2 separate regions of the Homo sapiens genome follow, and region 2 is linked to region 1. The links are chromatin loops, found by intact Hi-C in ENCODE. Cell type or tissue: gastrocnemius medialis. All regions are shown on one strand. Each heading gives the region's core, and the rest is flanking DNA. Links, peaks and the distances in the headings are about the cores only.

Region 1 (5,543 bases), core at 311-5,310:
TAATGGAAGGGCGGATGTACCTCTTGCTTTTGGAGGCGCCTCTTTTTTAGTTACAGCAACAAGAACTTTTTCTTCCTGGGTAATTTGCATGTGCCTCTCAGTCACTTAAAAGATAATTTTAGGATTAGGGAGTTATATCAAAGTGGACGTAAAAAATATACTAGCCAGAAAGTACTGTGATTTTAGAATAGAAGAATTTACAAGGCACACACACAAAAACATCACAAGTAATACTCTACCCAAAGACACCATTGTCACCCACCAACATATAAACAGTATGACCCAAAGAACAGCAGCAGAGAGAAAGAAAGACAAGCCATATGTTCCTAGTTTTTCTGCTGGGGAGGTTTGTTTACCTTTGGCTGGGAGAGGTTCTTCCATCTTAATGACTTTTGGAGGAACCTTTTTTTCTGGAACTGGTTTCTTTGGCTCTTCTGGCACTTAAAAGATACCAGGCAATACCATCAAACATACGATATGGAAAACACTAAACACAGGCACACTTATTTTCTGGTTAATGTTTAAAAAATCTGAAGAATGTATCAATTTAAGATTAAAAAAAGACAGTCTTGAGAATAAAATAAAATCCAATATACCTTTAGGTGGGGGCACCTTTTCCTTTTTAGGAACTGGAGCAGGAACTTTCTTTTCTGGCACAATTTTCTTAGGTGCTTCAGGAACTTTAGAAAGATTAGGTTTAAGAATATGAGTTTGCCTTACATATGAAGTGACACAGTTGTGGGGCTTAGCATTCACTTTTTGAAAAGATTGCACATATATACAAACGTTAATGACTATACTCAGTAAATACGTTCATACATGTGTTCTGACAAAACGTAGACAGTTATGCAAATTGTTATGCATAAGACAGTTATGCAAATGTGAAGGTATTATTATATACATTAAAATAAATAGTGTTGCATTTCTTTGAAAGAAATCATACCTTTAGCCGGTGGAGGCTCCTCTATTTTAGCAGGAATTTTTGGTTTCAGTACAATTTTCTTCTCCTGCCTCTCTGTCACTTGAAAAGATTATAAAATATGTTTGTAGAAATGTCTAGATTTCTTTTCGATAAAAGTGTAAGGGATCTTTTTATTAGACATGATATTTATCAATATTTGCAATATGGATGACAAATTAGCTATAAGGAAACATAAAGAAGGAGACAAGCTAACATAGGGATAAAACTAATTAAAGAGTCAGCATACCTTCAGCTGGCTCAGCTTCCACTCTCTTAGAAATAATGTGCAGCTTTTCTTCCACAACATATTCCTCAGGCTCTTCCATCACTTTAAAGACAGCAGTTTTAAAGAAGATAAATTACAGTGTTTTTCATGTTTATTTTTAGCTTTAATTTATCACTTCAAAGAGTAATCAAAATAGCAAAAGTTTAACCCTTGCCAAACCCCTGCTTGTTCCTATTTAAAATACTCAAAGAGCATTTTAATCAAAGCACATGCGTTAATGAAGAGTATGGGAAATGGGAAATAGGTTTCATTAACTTAATTTTCAAATGTGTCATACAGATAATAATGCTTATATCCACAGCAACGACAGGACAAGTACGGGACAAGAAACGATTATAATAGCTGAGTTAATAAGAACAGAAGAATTTGAAGATGAGTTTCACAAATAGCAGAGCACTGTAGATTTGAAGGCCACAGGGCAGAAACATACTTGAGGATTTAAGTGAATTGTAAGATAATATTCCATATTGTTTTCCCCGCCAGTTTTGTGGGGCAGGTATGGTAGAAGAGGCAGGAGGCTTCACATGATTTTTGAGCCTAAGTGTATACAGTTTTAATTTTTTTTTTTTTTTTTTTTTTTTTGAGACGGAGTCTCGCTCTGTCGCCCAGGCTGGAGTGCAGTGGCGGGATCTCGGCTCACTGCAAGCTCCGCCTCCCGGGTTCACGCCATTCTCCTGCCTCAGCCTCCCAAGTAGCTGGGACTACAGGCGCCCGCCACTACGCCCGGCTAATTTTTTGTATTTTTAGTAGAGACGGGGTTTCACCGTTTTAGCCGGGATGGTCTCGATCTCCTGACCTCGTGATCCACCCGCCTCGGCCTCCCAAAGTGCTGGGATTACAGGCGTGAGCCACCGCGCCCGGCCAGTTTTAATTTTTTTTAAGACAATGTCTTGCTTTGTTGCCCAGGCTAAAATGCAGTGGTGTAATCACAGCTCACTGTAACCTCGAACTCCTGGGTTCAAATGATCCTCCTGCATCAGCCTCCTGAGTAGCTGGGACTAGAGGTGCATGCCACCATGCCTAGCTGTTTTTTTAATTTTTGTAGAATGGGGCTTGCTATGTTGCATAGGCTGGTCTTGAACTCCTGTGCTCAAGCAATCCTCCCTTCTCAGCCTCCCAAAGCACTGGGATTATAGGCATGAGCCACCATGCCTGGTCAAAGTTAAATAAGGAATAGAAGTGTCTGGTTAAAAACATATCTGCTCCTTACGCTGAAAGTAAACCTAACAAGCCACCCATCTTTGGGGCATAATGAGAACATAAAAATAATCACAGTGTTTCTCCTTTTAACTAGAGTCTGGAGTACTACAGGAAGTTTATAGTGTCAAAAGTTGAAATCAGACTATGTTTGGTTTTACAAACACTTTTAGAAAAGATGGAGTCGTCTTCAAATCTACCAGCTTCCTGACTTATGTCCACCATCATGGCCTCTTCCAGGAAGCACAACAGAGTTAATGGATTTCCTCCTGGGAGTCATGTCCCATCTTGGCCTATTCCAAGGCATTCCACTAAGACTATGGCACCTTGGATTTTTACATGGGCTTTTGTTCCAAGTGAAAAAAGGGGCATGGTGTGCCATCTTTTATTAGACAGATAAAAACAGATACTTGGGACATCTAAATGTACTTCAATTCTACTCATCTTCTCACTGGGGAGAGAGTTAGTTTGGTTAAGGAGCTTATTGATTTCTCTTTAAAAGCAGACCTTAGGAACTTTCTTAGGAAAGTTCTTTTGGCCACATGGCTCTAGCCAGAATGCTGGATTTTAGTTGGAAACCTGGTGCTGCCTTAATTCATTGAAAAAATATCCCAATGGAATAGTTTGTTGGTTCTGTCCTTAAGAAACTATAGATAATTAGCATTATAGGTATGAAAAGATCTGAGTAACAAGTCAGTCTGATCCCATATATAACACAATGGTTTTCTCCATATGTAAAATACAGGAAAGCCTTATGTGTTCAGGGCTTCAGACTCACAAATATGGCATTGACTCCTGGAATGTAATGAGGTAATATATTTTCTTGCTCATTTTAAAACATTTTAAGACATTATAGTGACTTCTGCAATTGACTTAATGGATTATAACTTGTATTTTTTAAATGCCTAGAATAAAAAAATTAAAGGATTATAATATAAAATATATTTCTGTCTGTGGATTGTGGTACAAGCAATGTTTGAGAAACACCAATTAGGCATTAGGCTACTAAGGTAAAGCTTATGCCAGCCCACCATGCTGAAGCCAAGTCCTGTTTAATGAAAGGATATATGTATATGGAGATACCTGCCCTGATTAATTATATATAAATATGAAGCCTCTTTTATTCTATGTAGGCAAGTAAGAAGGGATGCAGAAGAAATACACTGGATTTCTCTAATCTAGTATAATCCTCCTGAATCTTGTGTTTTGATCAAAATATTCATTTAATGAGACTGGTAGATGTTCACTGAATTTGTGTCACTTTTTTCTGTCTCTTTTCATTGGTCTGTAGACAATTTGTGAAAGAAAACACCTCATCAAAACCCCAGATCATCTCTAGCTTATTTGCATTGTTTACCTTCATATTCTGTAACCTCTGCTTCTTCCTCCTCCTCTCTTTCTTCTTCTCTATAAACTGAAATGGACACACCTTCCTCCTCTTCTGAGTAACTCCATTCCTCCTCTGCAGATACTTTAAAAGATAAGGTTTCATTTAAATTCAGCCTGCTGAGATACAGATGTATATACAGCCATGTGGTCACTACAGATGGATAACTGTTCTTCTATCTGCTTAGGACATAGCTTCATGGTACTTCCTCACTATAAGAAGGAGGAAGCTAATTTAAGATGAGGGCAAGTACAGCCCAAGACTGAGAATGATACTTGAGTTATGTCCAAGTGTGGCCACTTTCAAAATTATAACATTTTCGGGACTCATCCACTTCCTTCGAATGATTCAAGGCCAACATAGACACAAAAGACTCAGTCCCAGAAGGCTACAAAAGGTAGACACATTCTAATACCAACATAAGGAGAAATAACTGATGAGGACATGTTCTAAAGTAAACAATCACATGTGGAAGAAGAAGAGACTTTGAGGAAACACACACAAACTCATTTATCCCCTGACTTCCGATTATATACCTTCGTGCCGCGTGACTTCCACTCTTTGAGGAACTGCGAAGGATAGTTTTTCTTCAGCAACAAATCTCTTTTCTTCTACAACAGTTTTCTTAGAGACTTCAGCTTTAAGAAAGTGTTAAAGTTGAAGTTTAAAATCAAGAATTTTAACAATTCTCACTTTCTAGAATTTGGGGAAGAGTTGCACAGTACACCACTTTGACTAGCAAAATGGGAAAACAAGTTACATATCACAAGGACATAAACACAAAAGTTTCACTGCAAGTGAGACAATGGATCAGTATAAGCACAGACCAGATGGAAAAAGCAAGAATTTAACACACTCGAAGATTTTTTTTTTTTTTTTTTTTTTTTGTCAGAGGATTGAGGCAAATCCTACCTCGGGGAGGAGGAGCTTTCTTAGCGACAGGAACTGGCACTGCAACTTTCTCCTCTGGGACGGGTTTCTTAGGCAGAGCTGGCACTTTAGAGACATTATGCACTTTTAGAAATTTAATGTGATCTCATTGAAGCCCAGTGCAAAACAAAGAAATACACCCACAGTGCACTCATATCACAAAACTAACAAAATCACTGGAACATAAAGACAGTTCTTGGGAAGATGGAGAAACAATACCTTTTGGTGGTGGTGGAACTTCTTCCTCCTTCCGAGGAACAGGTTTCCTTTCTTCAGGAACTTTCTTCTTTGGTATTTCTGGCACTTAAAGGATAGTATTGAATTTTAAAATTTGTCAAAAAGGCCAAATAAATGAGCAACATAGAAGTGGCAATTAAAGAAGACATGCAATTAAAGAGGCTTGAAGGAAAGACAAGGTTATTTCATGGAGATGGGATTAAGTACCTGCTGGTGGTGGAGATTCCTCTCTTTGAGTTACAATGGTTATTTTTTCTTCTGTCACAACTCCCTTCTGTACTTCAGGAACTTGAAGAGACATTTTTAGAATTGACTTTATATTTTCTAAAGTAGCTATGCACAGTTATTTTTTTTAAGAAAGCAGACGGGTGGACAGACACTTTTGTTCAGTTCTCACCACAAAACATTCATTTAGAATTAAACTAACTCAATGAACAGATAATTAAACACAACATATTTTGTATCAAAGATAAAAGATAGGGCTTTACGTCGAAAGCCACTGTACCTTTAGCTGGGGGAGCTTCCTTTTTCTTTGCAACAGGAAC
Region 2 (5,109 bases), core at 74-5,073, 85 kb after region 1:
CTCACACTCAAAAGAGGCAGTTTTGGTCTCAGGCACCTCGATATTTTTCATGGTTTTTGTAATATGTAATGCTTGGTAAAATCAAAGAGCACTTCAGTTAATACAATTTGTTTAAAAAGTAGATGAAACCAAACAAATAGATACATGGGGTTCATTAAGGAAAGGGCTGTAGGGGGCTGCCTGATACTTACTCTCCACAAACAGTTTTGCTTTGCATTCCAATTGCCCGACCACAGCTGTGTATTCCCCAGCATCTGAGGGGGAGATGTTCTGCAGCATCAGCTTGTGGACTTTCCTTTCTGAGACCAGTCTGTGTTTGTCACTTGGCTTAATTTCCACACTCTTATGGAACCATTTTACTGGAACAGTGTCATGGGAAACACTAACTTCAAAGGCAACAGTGGCATTTTCCAAGGCTGTCACATCCTTTGGCTTTTTAATGATCTTGACAGCTAAGAGGAAAATTGGAGCAATTCAGTGATAGGGTTAACTTAATGGTAACCATGGGCTGACTGCTTGAAAAGTGTTTCTAAATCAACTTACTCTCCACGTGCAGTCTGGCACTGGCTCCAAGCCTTCCAAGCCTGAAGCCATAAACAGACTCATCCACGATGGCACAGTTTTTAATCCTCAGAGAGTAAATTGTTCCTTTGACAGAGATAGCATACTTTTCATTGGATTCCAGCACAACTCCATTTTTGATCCACTGGACACCTTTGACATTAGGGTGTGTAAGCTCGACAGTGAAAACAGCATCCTGTGTTTCTGTCACTGTGAGGTTCTTCAGAGTCTTCTTAATTTTGACAGCTAAAGACAAATTTATGATTGGGTTAGAAAATATAGATGACATCATCAAGGAAAAGAAGTCCTGAACAAGATCATTGCTTACTCACCCTGCAAAAGAATGGCTACCAAACATTTTACAGTTATGCAGCACCTCTGTTTTAAAAAACACCTGAGATTATTTAGGGGAACCTGGGATCCAACTGGACATGTACATCGTGAAATGATTTTTCTATGCTTTAGTAGTATGAAGTTTGCATAGCTATGTATTAGCAGCATAATAGACTGATTGGAGAAGGGTGAAAGACGAATGGAGAATCAGTGTCTGATTTAGCTGTTTCACAGAGCTTTAACCTAAGAAATGGCTTTTTTGCATAAACGCATTTGATAAGCAATTTTGTACCTTGTGGAATGTGTCTCAGGAAGGTTTAGAGGATCTAGAATGACTTTATGAAATGAAAATTTATGGTATCCAAAATGGCCATATCGTTTGTCTTTTAAAACGATAACGATCAAGATTGTAATATGATTTGAAAAGGACAAATCCTATGTTACTTGCCTTCAACTTTGAGTTTGGCAGATGTTTTGGAGGTGGCCACCTTGTAGGTATATTCTCCAATGTCATCTAATTTGGTGGCAGCAATGATAAGTCTCCTTTTGTGGCCATCAGACTCACTTCTGATGTTGTTAGTCAGTGGTAGGTGTTTGCCATCCCTCAACCATTCGCCTTTGGAATCTGGGTTGGCAACTTCACATTCAAACACAGCTTCCTGGGATTCAGCTACGGTCTGATCTGTGAGTGGCTTGGAGATGGCCCCACCTTTGGAACAAGAGATGTACAGTATGAGTCCTTTAAACATATTCACACAATGGGAAAATCTTTGCAGAAGTAAATATAAAATATCAAATTTAAGAACATGATTTTGAAATCATGAAATGTCTATGATTGTTTTTACCCATATTGAGAAGGTACCAAAGAAATCCCTTATTCTAAGTATGCATAACTGATAATTAGGAGAAATACTGGAATCAGAAAAGTTTTGTGAAGAAAAAATAACTGTTGAATTAATAGGAAATTCTTAGAACAGTATACCACCAGGATAGTCTCTAACCCAATTCCTTCTTCTTCAAAAGCATTTTACTTGGTCTTTTAATGATTATTTCCTGGGAATCTGATATTTTGACTACATAAAAATTTGCTAAACAAAATGTACGAGTCATCAATGTTTCTACTACATTGAGGATTTCTATATATTAAAAATCACTGTGTTGGCAAATGTCGCCCATTCTATGAAGTTTCACCCCATTGCCTCCACTCTTATCATCCATTAGCAGAAATAATTACTGCTTTAACAAGCTAGTTGCTTATGTATCTGTCCTCTCTAAATTATGAATTTCTCAAGAAAAAAATCATTTCTTATTTAGTTTTGTGTCCTGAGTTTCTACAAGTGTCTGACCAATGGTAGGTACTTTAAAAACACTGGGTGAAATCACAGAGGAGTTCATAGTTTATTCCTGTTTCCACACATTTAAAACATGTAATTTATATTAAATGTATAAAAATGCTGAATCTGAAATTTTGTTTTACAAGTCTTTTCATGGTCCGATCTCTGAAGAAATCTTATAACGTAAGTAAGTATAAACCATGAAACTTTCATACCAAATAAGACAAATCATTACCATATGACTTGCTTCAATACTAGATGTAATGGACAACACGATCTGAATGTAACATCTCAACTCCTCAAAATTTAAACTGTAATGAACCAAACAAATTAATGATGACTTCTAGTTTTTTCTGGCAATTGATTTACATTTTTTATTCTTCATTGTAAAGCTAAGAAATTCTACTGAATGATGGTCTTATTTCTACATGATATCATAAGAAATACAGTTACATTAAGCTGTATTTTGAAAATATTTATTGATTTCATTAAAAAGTAGGAAGAAAATAAAAGGCACAAAGGCTAAAGAAGCAAGAATGGCTAAAAAAGGAAATAATTCTTTAGAGTAAGGAAGTTTAAATAAAGCTCAATACAGCAAACACCAATTGATTATCTGTCATTTGCAATATATTGGAATATACAAATAGAATTCCAGATTTCAGGAGTTTATACACTGATATTGAAAGAGGAAATGGGGAATAAGACAAGTGCATAATAAACACTAGGAAAGAGGCACATATAAAGTGATCCTGGGGTTGGATGAGGAAGAGATCATATACAAATGGAGAGATTAAGGAAGGTTTAATGGAGAAGGTGACGTTTGAGGTAGGCCTAGAAGAACATTTGTAATTTAGGCTGGTGGGAATGGTGTTGCAAGTACTATTGGCTTTGGGAACAGCATAAGCAGAGGCATGGAAGTGGGAAACTGAAAGGAATTTTGGGGGAAATGAATAATAATTTCTTAAAATAACAATCACTCCTCGTAAGAATTTAGGTTAATAAATATACCAACCTGCCACAGTAAGTTTTCCAGATGTCATATTTTCTCCCGCGTAAAATGTGTATTTTCCTTCATCATCTTTCATCATATTTAGAACTGTCAATTTATATATTTTTCCATGTGCTTCAATTTTATATTTAGAACTGGGCTTGATTTCCTTGTCCTTAAAATTCCACAGGACATCAATTCCAGAGTGGGACAGCTCAACCTCAAACACCACATTTTGAGTTTCTGTACAGGTAAGGTCACGAAGACCTCTGATAATTTTAATTTCTGGGGAAAAAATAAAATAATCTCTTGGTTATTGTTACACTGGGAAAGTAGAATGCTTAAAGTAATTATTAGATAGGTAGAATAATCCTTACTTTCTACAGAGAGATTACAGTTGGTTTCAACTCTGCCAACTATCAGCTTGTAAGGTCCTTCGTCTGAAGCATGAGTTCGGTTAATGACTAGTCGCTGTTTAGTACCTTTCACAATGGCCTGTACACGGTCATCAGGCTTGATTTGTTCATCATTTAAGTACCACTTAACAGAAGTCACATCAGGGACTGACACCTTACATTCAAGCACAGCCTTGGTGCCTTCAATCACATTAACATCTTTTAGAGGTGTTATCACGTCCACACCTGCAAAATCATACACACACAAGATGAATGAATTTTGTTGAAATTGTCTGCTCCTTGAAGTTCTTTATGTTGCTTAATAGTGTAAACATAAAATTTTATAATTAGGACTCACTATAGACAGAGACACGCCCACTGGTGGAGAGGCCAAGGGCTGGAATGGTGAAAGAGTAATTTCCAGCATCTTCCTTAGTCATGTCTTCAATGAGCAGCATATGAGATTGTTTGTCTATCACAATGTGAACCCTGTCACTGGGCTGCACTTCTTGGCCGTCTTTCATCCAGACGCCTTCCACACTTTCCAAGGAGACTTTAACTTCAAGCTGAACAATGTCACCCTCACAGACTTTTTGGTCACTAAGTCCTTGTAGGATAGCAATGGGGCGGGCTGTGAAATATGGGGAGAAAAAGAATGTTATGATCATTTTTTATCAATAAACCATAATGATGCTCACTGCAGGCTGACAGGAATGGGAGGACTTACGTTTCATCTTTAATTTACAGGTTGTCTTTTTCCCGTCGATGACAAAGCTGTATTCTCCCTGGTCCTCCTTGGTTACATCCTTGACCGTGAGGTTCTGACGTCCACGACGAGATGTAATTGTATATTTGCCATTGGATTTAAGCTCCACATCATTATGATACCATTTTCCTTCTATATTTTCTGGGGATACAATGCACTCTAATTCTCCTGAATATGATTCTGGAACTTCTATGTCCTGAAGTTCTTTCACAAACTCAACAACTGCACCTGAAGTGTATAACAGAAAGATAAATCAATTTTTTTGGAGAGGTATGCATCTAGACTTAGGATAGAGATGATGTCTTGTATGTCTTTTATCTCCCCCATACTATCAGGTGTATTCTTAATATCTACCCGCTGATGGGCTGAGAGATAAATTTTCAATAAGAAGCAGTTATTTTATTTTAATTTTTAAATATTTTTGAAAGTAAAGAATTATGCTTCAATAAAAAACTTAAAAGCTAAAAATCAAGATAATACTACTTTAAAAAATCCAAATGGTCAAATTGTTAACATTCTTAATTACGAACATAAATTTATGATTCTGGCTATGAAACTTATAGTCAATTTCCAAATAATTGTTTCATGAAAGAAAAATTGCATAGCTAATTTTACCACATGCTAAGGGTGACTTTAGAGCTTAGGTAAACAATGAAATCCTTCGTTGTTGAATACCTTCAACAATAAGTTTAGCAGTCGTTTTGACATTTTCATCTTCCACAAGTACACAGC

What was found. Peaks named below come from ENCODE experiments on the same cell type or tissue, not always from the same donor. Only the 100,000 strongest peaks of a DNase experiment are listed, where the experiment ranks them.
Region 2: it touches region 1 in a loop (2.5-fold over the local background); 1 of 110 quality-filtered maps calls a loop at or near these places.

The regions. Positions count from the first base shown.
Region 1 is chr2:178,684,310-178,689,852 of GRCh38, forward strand. It overlaps TTN (titin), which reads right to left. Exons shown (of 363, transcript NM_001267550.2): 122 at 5,504-5,543; 123 at 5,206-5,286; 124 at 4,981-5,064; 125 at 4,744-4,827; 126 at 4,368-4,469; 127 at 3,802-3,915; 128 at 1,209-1,289; 129 at 944-1,021; 130 at 597-680; 131 at 357-440; 132 at 21-104. All of the region lies in intron 1 of LOC124906100 (a long non-coding RNA gene), which reads left to right. LOC124907912 (a long non-coding RNA gene) reads left to right here and starts at 3,829. Exons shown (of 2, transcript XR_007087321.1): 1 at 3,829-5,543. In gastrocnemius medialis, for the core only: no CTCF peak of the experiment used is centred there; no DNase peak of the experiment used is centred there; H3K27ac peaks cover 1,301 bases.
Region 2 is chr2:178,769,869-178,774,977 of GRCh38, forward strand. TTN (titin) reads right to left here. Exons shown (of 363, transcript NM_001267550.2): 29 at 5,053-5,109; 30 at 4,339-4,605; 31 at 3,970-4,242; 32 at 3,594-3,857; 33 at 3,241-3,501; 34 at 1,343-1,603; 35 at 544-807; 36 at 192-452; 37 at 1-71. Among named protein-coding and RNA genes, the nearest start is that of TTN, 35 kb to the right of the region's middle. RefSeq lists an enhancer at 3,714-4,913. In gastrocnemius medialis, for the core only: no CTCF peak of the experiment used is centred there; no DNase peak of the experiment used is centred there; H3K27ac peaks cover 1,902 bases.